2 separate regions of the Homo sapiens genome follow, and region 2 is linked to region 1. The links are chromatin loops, found by intact Hi-C in ENCODE. Cell type or tissue: mammary epithelial cell. All regions are shown on one strand. Links, peaks and the distances in the headings refer to the core of each region. The heading gives the core; the rest is flanking DNA.

The links. A loop is a pair of places that touch in the nucleus more often than their neighbours do. Peaks named below come from ENCODE experiments on the same cell type or tissue, not always from the same donor. Only the 100,000 strongest peaks of a DNase experiment are listed, where the experiment ranks them.
Region 2: it touches region 1 in a loop (4-fold over the local background); 4 of 110 quality-filtered maps call a loop at or near these places.

Annotation. Positions count from the first base shown.
Region 1 is chr14:104,966,453-104,969,354 of GRCh38, reverse strand. The region is part of intron 1 of AHNAK2 (AHNAK nucleoprotein 2); the gene reads left to right. Among named protein-coding and RNA genes, the nearest start is that of AHNAK2, 10 kb to the left of the region's middle. RefSeq lists enhancers at 1-520, 1,256-1,989. In mammary epithelial cell, for the core only: a CTCF peak has its summit at 1,744; DNase peaks (open chromatin) are centred at 404, 994, 1,364 and 1,694; H3K4me3 peaks cover 2,071 bases; H3K27ac peaks cover 2,304 bases.
Region 2 is chr14:104,747,746-104,750,647 of GRCh38, reverse strand. It overlaps LOC107987209 (a long non-coding RNA gene), which reads left to right. Exons shown (of 3, transcript XR_001750915.3): 3 at 1,875-2,902. Among named protein-coding and RNA genes, the nearest start is that of SIVA1, 4.0 kb to the left of the region's middle. In mammary epithelial cell, for the core only: a CTCF peak has its summit at 1,293; a DNase peak (open chromatin) is centred at 1,277.

The sequences.
Region 1 (2,902 bases), core at 272-2,771:
GAGCAGGCACGGAGAGGCTGCCAGGCCAGTCTGACCGATGGATGGCACCAGGGAGCTACGAAAGGTTGTTTCGGGAGAGGGTGATGTGAATAGCCTCACGGGTGCAGCTGGGCTGCAGTGGGGAATGGCTGCTGGATGGGCAAGGAGCCCAGCTCCCAGGTCTAGGGGACTGAGTCTGGCTTCCCCAGCCCTCCTGCAGCCTTGGAGGCAGACACAGAGGCAGGAGCAAGAGCCTGAGCTCATCCCGAGAGAGTTATCTCAAGAAGCATCGGGGAGGGGCGGGGGATGTTGCTCAGGGAAGTCTGAAGGTCTCATGACAGTCAGCCCGCTTGGCACCTTCTTCATGAAGTTCCACGACTGGGTGAGGCCCAAGTGCGGCCGGCTGTGTGTGCCTGTGTCTGGGTGGGCACCAGGTTTCCAGCCCGAGGGCAGTGACTCCCACAGGGCTCCCGCCTCCATGGCCTCACTCTGGGCTGTCCATGGGTGTTCAGAGGGAGGAGCCCAGGCCAGACACACAAGTGCACACACGCCCTAGCACCTGAGCACGTACATCCTGTGAGCACACACGTGTGCACACACACCTGCAAACCTGGAGTGGGCCATTCGTTCCTCCCACCCAGGATGGACTTTTCCGGCCACTGGAGAGCCAGTCTCCTCCCTGCCAGCCCCCAGGGCCCTGGGGACTTGCAAATGCACCCAACCATGCCCTCCCACCTGGAGGCCAGAGATGGGGCCCTGGGGCTGCCAGTTTAGAGGCAAACTTGGATTTTGTTTAAGCAAAATCCACCTCCTCCCCCCACGGACCTGTTCTGGACCCTCCAAGAACTCTCATTTAGCTGGTGGCTGGTGGGAGTCCTCAATCTGGACCCAGCTGTGGAGCAGGGGTGTTGGTGAGCCTCTGCCACACTCCCCGCCTGTGTTCCTTCTCCCCTCCCGCTCGGCCCCTCCCCGCCTCCCGGCCAGGATCTGCTCGTCCCCCAGACACACTGCCTGAGGCCCCGCCTGCTCAGGCCCTGCGCCAGGATAGTCCAGTTCTCGGGGAGGCAGCTTTTCTGGGCCAGGGTGGGTGTCCTCTGCGGCTTTCACTGTGGTACCACCCCCACCTGCCCTGGCATGCAAGGGACTGACCTGGGTCCCGGGGTCCCTCCACAAGGTTCAAGTTTTCACCCGCAGGAATGTTAATGGTAGTGTTGAGGCCAGGGCGCTGGGGGGCCCGGGGAGTGGGGGAAGGGCATTGGGGAAGGAACCAGGTGCCAACGGCCTGACCAGCTGGGCCTGGCTCAGGCGAGTCACCTCCACATTCTCCTCTGTGAAGTGGGGCTTTGGTGACCGTCAACAAACAGTGTCATGATTCAGGTGATGGGGCCACTTGCAGAGCCTGTCTGGGAGAACCGGAGGCCGGGCGGGCAAAGGCGGCCTCCCCTGCGCTCTGCGGCCGAGGCGGGGCTTCCTCAGGAGCTCGGGCCTGGGAGGCGGTGCTCTTGGCGGGGGACTGGGATACTGGGGGCCTTCCTCTCTCTCCCGACTGGCGCGGGTCCGAGGCCGGTAGCCTGGCTGCGCAGCCTTATCCCGAGGCGGGCAGGATTTCCCCCTTCCTGTTTGTGTTCCTGGGCCAGGCTCCTGCCAGCCCAGTGACTGGAGGGGTCCCCACTGCGCAGCTCTGTGGCCAGAGGCAGGTCTGCCGCTCGCTGAGCCTCTGCACTCCATCCCCACTACAGGCAGTGTAGGAACAGCCGCTCCCAGTGCGGTGGCTGAGGGTGGGGCTGGGGACTGTCCCGCGTGGGCCAGTGGCAGGACCAGGCACGAGGGCCAGCAGGAGCAGGGCTGGTCACGTCTCCTCCTCCTTCCCCCATGCAGGTTCCCAGCACAGGGTGTGCCCAGGGCTTGCTGTCGACACCCTCCCTCACCGGCCCCAACACCCACAAGACTACCCTGGAGAGATTTGGGAGTGCAGCCGGCTGTGCCCAGCTCAGGGGCCCTTGACCGTGGTGCCCACCCCCAGCCCAGCAGACCTGTGTTTCCCTGCCTGGCGAGTCCCTTCTCCGAGGAGTTGCCCTCCTGACCCTTTCTTGGGCCTCACAGCAGCTGCCCCCCACCCCCAACCCATCCAGGCTCCTGCCAGCTGGGTGGGGCTTTTTGGCTGGGGAGGCTGCGGAGGGACGGGGAGGCGGCTGGGTTTCTGGGCAGCCTCAGAACACCTGCCCCACCCTGAGTGCTAGGCAGGGCCTGGGACACCCGGTCTCCGAGGCAGTGGAGCCCCTCCCCACTCATGACCCCAGCTGCACCTGCTGCCAGGGGAGCAGCTGTGGGCCAAGTGACCCAGGGACCCTCCTCTGCCCCCAGCCCTGCTAGGTAGTTGCCCCAGCTCCACACCTACTGGCTGGGTCCCCTTGGGTAAGTGGCTCCCCTCCCCCAGCCTCAGTTTTCACATATGTTACCCACCTTGGGGATTGAGCGGCAGGGTCTGGGCAGAGCAGGAAGGGAAACTGAGGCCAGAGAGTGGCTTACCTGCCATTGCCCTTGGCTTAGCGGTGGGCAGGCTCTGGCCAGATTCCTGTCCCTTTCCTTGGCACCACCCCGTCCCACGAATTTGTTGTGGGTCTGGTGTGGCTGGAGCTCCAGGCAGCTCCAGAGGGGCTGGGGTGGCCCCAGCTGGTGGTCCCTCAGGGTTGTGGGGTGCACTGGGGAGCCCTGGCAGGGCCACGTGGAGGGAGTGGGAGGGGGCAGGTGGGCAAGGAGTGGAGGGTTTGGCAGCCATCTGGGAGGCAGAGCGGTGGGGCTGGCCAAGTTCTGTCTGTGCAGGTTGGGGGTGCGTCCAGGTGGGAGCAGCAGGGGCCCTGTCAGGTGGTGGGGCAGTGTCTGAATGCAAAGGTGAGTGAGATGGGCCCAGGTGGCCAGGACA
Region 2 (2,902 bases), core at 303-2,802, 220 kb after region 1:
CTTGTGAAGGTCTGCAGCTCCACTCCTGAAGCCAGCAAGACCGTGAGTCTGCCAGAAGGAACAAACTCCAAACACGTCCAAACATCAGAAGGAACAAACTGCAGACATAACAATTTTAAGAACTGTAACAGTCAACTGTGAGGACCTAGTGCTTCATTCTTAAAGTCAGTGAGATCAAGAACCCACCAATTCTGGACACACCTGGACTATGTTCTCACGACTCCATCGGTGTTGCCTCCGGTGTGAAGAGGTGATGCCTGGAGTCCCGCAAACCCCTCCCACGTGACTCCCGTGTTGCAGCTGCCCACGCCCCCTCAGAGGCAGTGTATGCTTTCCTAGCCATGGGTGGCTGAAACCTTACCAGTCTCCAGCTTAGATGTCCTTTCTCCTCCTGCCGTGCAGGGTTCCCTGTGGTGGGGATGGGATCAAGCATTCTTGGCTCTTCCTTGCCACTTTGCTGGCATAATGGAGAATTTTTTCTGCCTTAGGGAAATGACTTGAAAGTTACTCAGTTGGAGTCACGTGTGACTAAACACAGATTTGGTTTATCCCAGAAATAGATGAAGTTCTCAGAGAGGAGGATTGTTTTCAATCTTATGGATCGTGGGGATTTCTAAAGATTTCCCTGTGTTCAGACTTGCAACTCTCCTAGGGTCTCATCACCATCGTGGACAGATACAGAACATCGGGCAGCTTATGGAGTGGGGCTGTCCCCCAGGCCACATGCCGGTTCCTCAGAGGTTGCTGGGTAGGATTCTGCTGCTTTAACAAACTTGCCTGGCTAACACCACTGGCTCACCCTTGAATGCCTTCCTGGGTGAAGCCATGAACCCTCCAGGGTTAAGCCCCAATTTTGGGGCTCACCTGCCCTGCATCAGATTGATGGTTAACTTGTAAAGAAACTGGCAGCTTTCCAGAGTGCTAGGAAAAAGGAAAATTATCATTAAACAAAATCATTGTCATAGTTTTCCTCTAATTCGTCTTGAGGTCTCTCCTGGAGAGTGGCTGTAAACTTTGGCCCTTCCCTGATGGGGCTCTGGGGGCGGTGGGCATGGGGTTACAGTGTGTGCTCTCGTGGGATGCCTCCTGACCCTGGCTGATGGCCTCAGGCCTGTGTATCCAGCTGTGCTGGCATTCCTCTCACCAGCAGCTTGCTTCTAGGCTTTGGCAGGCAGCCTGTGGCTTTTGTCTGAGCAGTGATCAGTTCATTCCTATCATGATGGTCTCTCTGGGAGAGTCCTGACCAGGAGAGTGAGGTTTGGGTGCAAGGGTCAGGTGAGAGCTGGAGGAGGCAGCACAGCAGAACACATGAAACTGCAGAGCAGGTGTGTGACTCAACCGGGCGGGAGCGAGGAGGCAGCGTTCCTCACAGGCCAGTGGGGAGGGGGAGCCACGGGGAACAGGCAGGCCCAGCCAGATGGTGGGGAGCGAGCCAGCGGCCTGTGCACCAAATCTGTATTCAGGTCCAGGGTGTTGTTACTCAAGTGCATTTCCTGTGGGGTGTGATTTCGAGCCGGCAGGCATCAGCTTCATGGCATCTTGCTGTGACTGGGTGGTGGTCACTGTGGCACGTCTGCACAGTCCGTGAGGGGTGTGGGGGCCAGGGGCTGAGTCCAGTAGGTTGTATCCAGGTGTCCCATAGGGAGCTGGTCACCAGCTGGCAGGTGTATAAAGCAGAGATCTGGGTGGACCACCCTGGGCAACTGGGAGGAGGTGAGGAGCTAGAAACTGTCAAGAATGACTGAGCCCTGCTTCTGTACCAGAAAGTCCCACTTTTATTCAGAATGGATGCCATTCTGAATAAATATTGTCATAAAATGATAAGAATTCACTACAATTATCACTAATTTGTCTTTTACCCATGTATTCAACAGAGACCACTCTGACCCCATCTACACTGGGGCTGTGTTATTGATGAAAAGTGGAGAGAGCCCCTTACTATAACCACTCAGACCCTCCAAACATCTGCTACTGAGAAGAAGGGGGTGGAGACCCGAATGATTGACCTGCCTGTCTGCACTAACCCACCGCTCAGACGCCAGAGCCTCTTGTCTCTGGTTCACGTGGAAGTGAGTGAGTTGGTGCTGGGGGAGAAGTATTTCCCCTCTGCGTTGGTGTCTTTTTACCCTGTGAAACGCCTGCCTTCCATCCCGAGAGGAAAGAAAACGATGACAACTTGTGTTCTGGTGGAAGATTTAGCAGCTACTACAAAACAGAGGTTTGAAAACCTATTTTGCAGCTCTCAAATTTCAATTTAGATGACTTGACTTTGAGGGCCCAGTGTAGATGTGAGGGCTGAGTAGAGAAAGCCCGCAGCCCCCTCTCCCCAGGAGCTTACCCCTGCCTCGGGGCTCCCTTTTTGTCTCTCTTGCTGTGTTATGAAAGGAGAGCATCTGGGAATACTCAAAGGCTGGCTTCTGCCTGTGTGTCCCACCCCATCTCAAGGTGGCTAGTGCTGCTGAGGGACTCCGGCCTGAGGAAGGAAGCGCCCGTGGCCTGGGGCAGAGCCGTGCAGTTGCATGGCTTTCCTGCCGCTCAAGTCACTGAGGGCTGTTCTTGGTACTGTCTAGAAAAGTTGCTTGCATCCCTGGAGTCACAGGAATCTCATAACCCAGCCTATGCCCCCAGGCCCCTGCCGTGTCAGTAGAGCCTGCTGAACTTCCTGGGCTAGCGAGACCAGCTGACAGCCACAGTGCTCAAAAGTCAGGGTCTAACCCCGCCAGACTGGCGTCTCTGTAGGATTCCCTGTCTTTGAAAGGATACTGGAAGGGCAGTTGTTTTTCTAAACTTACTCCGAACTCTGAGCCACTGCACCTGGCCTTAATATCATTTTAAAAACTAAACACGCTGGCGCGGTGCCTCCCACCTGTAATCCCAGCACTTCGGGAGGCCAAGGTGGGTG